Regions from separate parts of the Homo sapiens genome. Here region 1 is linked to region 2. A link is a contact called in ENCODE Hi-C data. All regions are on one chromosome and are shown on one strand. The core of a region is the stretch at or near the end of the contact, and the rest is flanking DNA. Distances in the headings are between cores, read along the strand shown. Region 1 overlaps LRBA (LPS responsive beige-like anchor protein). Region 2 has its middle 80 kb from the start of DCLK2.

Region 1 (3,393 bases), core at 601-3,100, 280 kb after region 2:
TGGACTGGGACCAGTGCTCTAATGAGAAGCCCTGGCATCTCTTCATTTGCACTGCAGACATGCTAATAAGCCTGTTTTGTCCCAAGACTTGGCAGATGGTGCCACCTGACCTTACATCCCCTCTAATCCCCTGCAACTCCAGCTGGAGGGAGGCGGCCAGCAGCCTCGGCACCTTCCCTGAGCCTGCTGGATTTTGACAGCAGTTGGGAAGAAGACTTTGTAGAGAGCTACAACAACTTCCAGGGTGATTAAATCTCAGTTCAGCATTTTCTTGCTCCAGGGCTGACAGTGCTCCAGCCTGTGGTTTAGTCAGCTCTAGGCTGTGCCCCTCTGTCCTTTCCTACTAGCGCTGAACAGACAGTACAGGCTCAGAATTTGCTCTTTGATCCTGTAAAATGGGCATCCATGAATGAAAGCCTGCGGGCCAAGTGCAGCCCACTGCCTGTTTCATATAATTGTTTAACATTTTTTAATGCTTGAATTTTTCATGACACATGAATATTTATATGAATTCCAAATTTGAATCCCCATAAACAGGTTTTTTTTTTTCCCCCCTCGAGACAGGGTCTTGCTCTGTCACCCAGGCTGGAGTGCAGTGGCGCAGTCTCAGCTCACTACAATCTCCACCTCTCAGGTTCAAGTGATTCTCATACCTCAACCTCCTGAGCAGTTGGGATTACAGGTGCCCACCACAACACCCGTCTAACTTTTGTATTTTTAGTAGAGACGGGGTTTCACCATGTTGGTCAGGCTGGTCTTGAACTCCTGACCTCAAGTGATCCACCCGCTCGGACTCCCAAAGTGCTGGGATTACAGGCGAGAACCACTGCGCCTGGCCTTCCATAAATAAGGTTTTACCAGAACATCGCCACACCTATTATTTGTTTATGACTGCTTTCACAGGTAGTTGCAGCAGAGAATGCAGAACCCTCAAAGCTGAAAATATTTACTTTCTGTCCATTTATAGAAAAAGTGTGATTACTCCTAATTGTCCCTCCCTCCTCCAAAAGCCAATCCTATTACCCCTTCCTCTCCTCCTGCCTGGTACCTCCAAGCCTTGCTTTCTTAGCTTATTAAGATACAAATTTCCTTTCTTTAGTGGATGGCATCAGAGTTTTAAAGCCACTACAAACACCTGTAATCGCATGTCCACCTGGACACAGGGGAATACAGATTGTGCTGGCAAGCCAGAAAGAAAAAAACCTAATTTCTGATACATTGACACTGTTCTACATTCAGTTCTAGCATAGCTGCCTTAAGTCTTCACTGTTTGACATATCTTTTAAAAAATCATAGAAAGGCAAAGACTTTCTTAGCCATTTATTTCACATTCACCCAAATGCCAACTTTTAGTAGTCCCTTAAATACAGCTTATTCTCAAGAACACAAAAACACATCTAGGAAATAAAAACCCATGTGTGGAAGACAGTTAGTTACATATTCTCTAAGTTTTGTTAACACAGATATTAAGATATTTTCAAGATGAGCAAAAATCAGTATCCTTTTCCCCCACTCATTTCACAAATGGCAATCTCTAGGGGTGTCTGGGAACTGCAGTGGAGACTAGGACAAACAATTATTTGCTACACTTATAAAATTCAGCTGATGAAAATCCATTAACCTTATGGTTGTAGTTCATTTGAATTTGATACTTGAAGCTTTTTACTGGATAAGTGTTATACTAAAACAAAACCACTGATCTTTAATTCTTTGTTCTAGTAAAGAATCTCTAATCCTGCTTCCATCTGAAATTAAGTAAAACCTGGGCTTTAGGGACTATACAGTCATCAGCATTCAAAACATTTTAATGAATCAGATGCCTCCCAAGGTGAAAAAAGATTTCGCTGGCCTCTTTCAGGAGAGGCCAAATTCCTCTGGCGGCAAGAGCCAGGGTAACATTTAGCAAGCAGCACCTGATCTCCCACTCAAATTCTGACAGGCCGCCTCCGCATCCAGGTTGGGTTGTGACTAGAGGTTTTCAGAGGGCCCCAGACACATGTTAATCTCATCCCCTGAAATCCTGAGTGCTCTGGACAATGCCGTGGCTGCACGGGTTTTAAGGAGGTAGTAGCAGGCCACAGCAATCTGCTGGGGATGACCACATTCTAAAACAGCCTCAGGAAGGGAAAACAAATGCATTCCCCTGGGTGAATGGTGGTTCTCCCTTGTTTAGGACAAAATAACTTTGCTGCTCTGTACAGGCTGCCTCCTTAAATATCAGCTATTCATAAAGACATCTCAACACTGTCTAGTTGATGGACTGTGATATGCTGCTAACCAAAATGCCACAGAGCAATCTGGCATCTAAAATAAAAATAGGTGGGAAGTGCAGAGCTTCCCCAGGCTGCCTGCCTGCAGGGTTCTTGGTATTTCACAGAAACTTAATTTCTGGTCTGAGCTGATGACTAATTTGTTTCCATGGTGTCCATTCCTTATATGGGCTCAGATTGAGGAAGGAGCTGGAGATTCTGCCCTGTGGTGTCTTGGATTCCCAGCCTGTGGCTTCCTTCCTCGCCTCCCGAGGTAGTGAGCTGTGAAAGTATCAGTCTCTGGAGCTGTGGGCAGGTATTGCTCATTTTAGGCAAGCTCGCTTTAATCACACAGTTGCCACTTGCAAGTTAGCATGATAAAGTGCAGGAGTGCTGGGAAAAAGGCAATGGATTGTTTAAGCCTAAAATCCAGTGGGAAATATTAAAGAGGGAAAAAGCAATGGCTACAGGGCAGAGAGGAGAAGCATGTGTGTATGAATGGTCTGCAGAAAGCCTCCCACTGCTGCCTCAAGGAACTTCCCAGAGCCCCTGGTACTAACTGAAATGCCACAGAAATTGCTTCAGTCAGCCAGGGATCTCAAATTATTTTACAGATTTATTAGCGTAGCTGACAATATAATCGCAACTCAAAGTGACAGATTATCCACATTATTATTGTAAAGAAAAGAGGAAAAGAAAATCCTCTGATGTGTACTTGGTTTAAATGCAGCATTATGGGAAGGTAGGGAAAAATAAAAGCGAGTACGAGTGTGTCTCTGTGCGTGCCTCGTGGAGGCCGGCAGAATGTGATGGAGAGACCGCAGAGAACAGTGGAGACAAGAAGGAAGCCGTCCACTGAATCAAGAAATGAATCCCAGGAGACAGAGCAGCAAGGGTCCTTCATTTCCTCAATGTAACCTATATGTAGGAGCTTTGTTCCCTGAGACCAGTATTTACTTAGGAGAAGGGGGTGATCAGACTAGATCTGGGAAAGTGGGAGAATTTATGACATCTAAGCTGCATAGGTCAGAATAGCAATGAGTGAAATATCCAGAGCTAGCCCAACGCCAGGGTAGAAGCCCCTGTGACCCTACTCCTGCCCCCAACATGTCCTGGGTCCCCTCATTGTATACAGCTCACATGC
Region 2 (3,027 bases), core at 3-2,502:
GGGAGGCAGAGATTGTAGTGAGCCTTGATCGCGCCTCTGCACTCCAGTCTGGGTGACAGAGTGAGACCCTGTCTCAAAAAAAAAAAAAGAATGAAAGAAAAAGTTTTGCTGAAAAGTCATTTTTTCTCTAAATAAGAAGAAACTACTCTTGTACACACCATATCAGTTTTTTGTCCCATAAAAATTTGTGATAAAACTTTTAGGCTGTGGTAGGCTGAATAATGGCCCCCAAAGTTGTCCACATCTTAATGCCTGGAATCTATTAATATGTTATCTTACAAGGCAAAAGAGAGTTAACAGATTGATTTGAATTTAGGGTCTTAAAATATAAAGAGTAGCTCAGATTGTCCAGGTGAGCCTAATGTAATCACAAGGGTTGTTATAGGAAAGAGCAGAAAAGCTGGGGTTGGAAGAGAGGGAGAGAGAATGATTTGAAGATGTTAAGATGCAAGATTTGAAGATGGAGGAAGAGTCCACTGCCAAGGAATGCAGGCAGCCTCTAGAAGCTGGGAAAGGCAAGGAAATTGATTCTTCTCTGCAGCCTCCAGAAGAATGCAGCCCTACTAACCCATTTTGATTTTCTAGTCTCCGGAATAGCACAATAATAAATTAGGGTTGTTTTAAGTTACTAAGTTTGTGGTAATTTGTTACAGCAGCAATTGGAAACAAATACATAGGCCTAATTGGATAAGGTGAAAGCACACACATACACACATGTACACACACACAATCAAACAGGTAATTTTTTTTAACAGGAAAGAAAAACTGAGTGTCATCTACCTACAACTACTGATTTGCTTTGTGGGGTTTATATGCTTGGTGGAGAGGGGGAACAAACAAAATGAGTAGGTTAATAGGTTGGCCAAAATAAATGGATCCCCAGGAAAACTGCATTCTCTATTCAAAAGACCATTGACAATCATTCTTGGATTATCATACCTACAAATTACTGACCCTGCTAAAGCACCACGAGCTGCAGATATGAAAATTTTTGTGCAGTTTCCCTGAGACATGAAAATTATTTGAAGGGTTCATCCAGATAAAATGATTCAAAGTGGCTATATTACACATTCACTTGCTCACGTGTTCACTGTCTACGCCCACACTCCACACAGGAGACAGCACAGTGGCAGTGTCTCCAGGAACATGAGGCTGACCCTAGAGACCAACAATAAGGAAGCCTTGTATTCCTCACTCCTACAGAGGTGTGAGCGTTTCATCTTATTTGAACACTAGCTCTCTGTTAACACTTTGTTGTTGCTGACTCATCAGGCACTGCCTTCCATGTTTGCTCATCTGTGTCATTTGCAGTTTTGAATCCAGTAGTATCTTAGTCTTTGCTCATTTACTCTCTCACACTGCAGTCTCATAGCTACTGAATCATTGTCCCTGAAAGTCCTGCTTCCCTCTACTTCCATGCCAGGTTCTGTAGCTCTGCATGTCTTTCTGGAGCAAGTTTTCTGGTTGTCCCTGTAAGAGCAGTTCTCCGTTCTGAAGCTGCATACTCAGTGATCTGTGCCAGGAGTTGGCAGTTACAGCCCAAGGCCAAATCCAGCCCACTACCTGTTTTTGTAAAGTTTTATTGGAACACAGCCATCCTCTCTTGTTTACAAGTTGTCTATGGCTGCTTTCAAACCACAACTTCAGAGCTGAGTAGTTGTGATAGAGGTCTTATGGCCTGCAAAATCTGAAATATTTACTATGTGAAATATTAAGAAAAACATTGGTGGCTTTTGCTCTATGATTTTATGGCTATCAAAAGAGGGTTTTGACCTTTATTCCATTGGAAGAGACACTTCCTTTCTGTTTAGAGTAAAAATTGAAAGTTGTTCTGGCTGGCCTGGTGGTTCACATCTGTAATCCCAGCACTGTGGGAGGCCGAGGCAGGCAGATAACTTGAGGCCAGGAGTTCAAGACCAGCCTGGCCAATATGGTGAAACCCCATCTCTACAAAAAATACAAAAAGTAACCGGGCTTGGTGGCGCACACCTGTATTCCCAGCTACTTGGGAGGCTGAGCCACAAGAATCCCTTGAGCCTGGGAGGCAGAGGTTGCGGTGAGCTGAGATCATGCCACTGCACTCCAGCCTGGGCAACACAGCAAGACTCTGTCTCGAAAAAAAAAAAGAAATAAGAAATAAGAAAATTGTTCCTTCGTGCTTGCAACACAAAATCACCTGCTGCGTAACAGTGTTACCACTATCCAACACTGTTTGTGTCTTCAGATATTATTGTTTATTCACATAATGTACAACAGCATACAGATTATTAAAAAGTGCTGTGCAAAAAGAAGATATTGTCTTACCAGAGAAAAGGAGCATTGCAGGTTTTGTGATTACCCATGAATATGTATTTTAAAAATCGGTTTTATTTTTATGATAGGAAAAAGGTTTTGTTGATTTGCAGAACTTCTGATCAAATACTTTCAGAACCTGGGTTCCAACTGTTTCCTCCACAATAGCTATTCTTGATAACGTCAATGAGAATTCTATACACAAAGCTGCTTTTCTGTAGCAAGTACCTGTGCATATGTTTTCATAATAATCGGAGCATTTTTGTAATAATTTTTAAACTTATACACAATGACATTGAATCAGTAAGACAAAGTCCTAAATCTTCTCTCTTCTCTAAGAAAACTCCCCGTATTTCAAATGCTGAAAATAGGGATTTTGTTTACTCCAGCCAGCATTATTTATAGATTGCCCAAAATTTGCATTTTTGAATGGGAATTTATAGACCTCCCATTATTTTAGCATTTAAAAAATTATCTAATAAATTCTATAGCATAAAGAACTGTTTGAGCATCAAATCCAGATTCTCATAATGGAAATTATCTGAGCATGTTTCTCTGCCTGGCAGAAGGTGGCACTAGAGTTATGCTTGCAAAACCAGTGCGAAATGTCTGCAGAGGCAGTACTTAATTGGCCAGACTTCAAACAGCGGGCTAGCATGGAAATCAGCATATATACTGTTAGTAGTCTTTGAATCAGAATCAAGGCCATATTAACCAAACTTCTCAGAATCCTCC

Evidence for each region. Hi-C counts contacts between places; a loop is a spot of excess contacts on that map. Pooled maps may share reads with other maps.
Region 1: a loop to region 2 is called in a map of IMR-90, with 3 times the contacts of the local background. The contact joins two enhancer-like sites. A Hi-C loop is called at or near these places in 3 of 168 maps with a recorded cell type or tissue (A673, IMR-90 and chondrocyte) and 5 of 50 pooled maps.

What each region holds. Positions count from the first base shown.
Region 1 is chr4:150,278,286-150,281,678 of GRCh38, forward strand. All of the region lies in intron 55 of LRBA (LPS responsive beige-like anchor protein), which reads right to left. Among named protein-coding and RNA genes, the nearest start is that of DCLK2, 200 kb to the left of the region's middle. Within about 2 kb of position 1,851, at least 3 of the 41 ENCODE cell types and tissues checked have a DNase peak (open chromatin) inside an H3K27ac peak, as active enhancers do.
Region 2 is chr4:149,996,804-149,999,830 of GRCh38, forward strand. No RefSeq gene overlaps it. Among named protein-coding and RNA genes, the nearest start is that of DCLK2, 80 kb to the right of the region's middle. Within about 2 kb of position 1,253, at least 3 of the 41 ENCODE cell types and tissues checked have a DNase peak (open chromatin) inside an H3K27ac peak, as active enhancers do.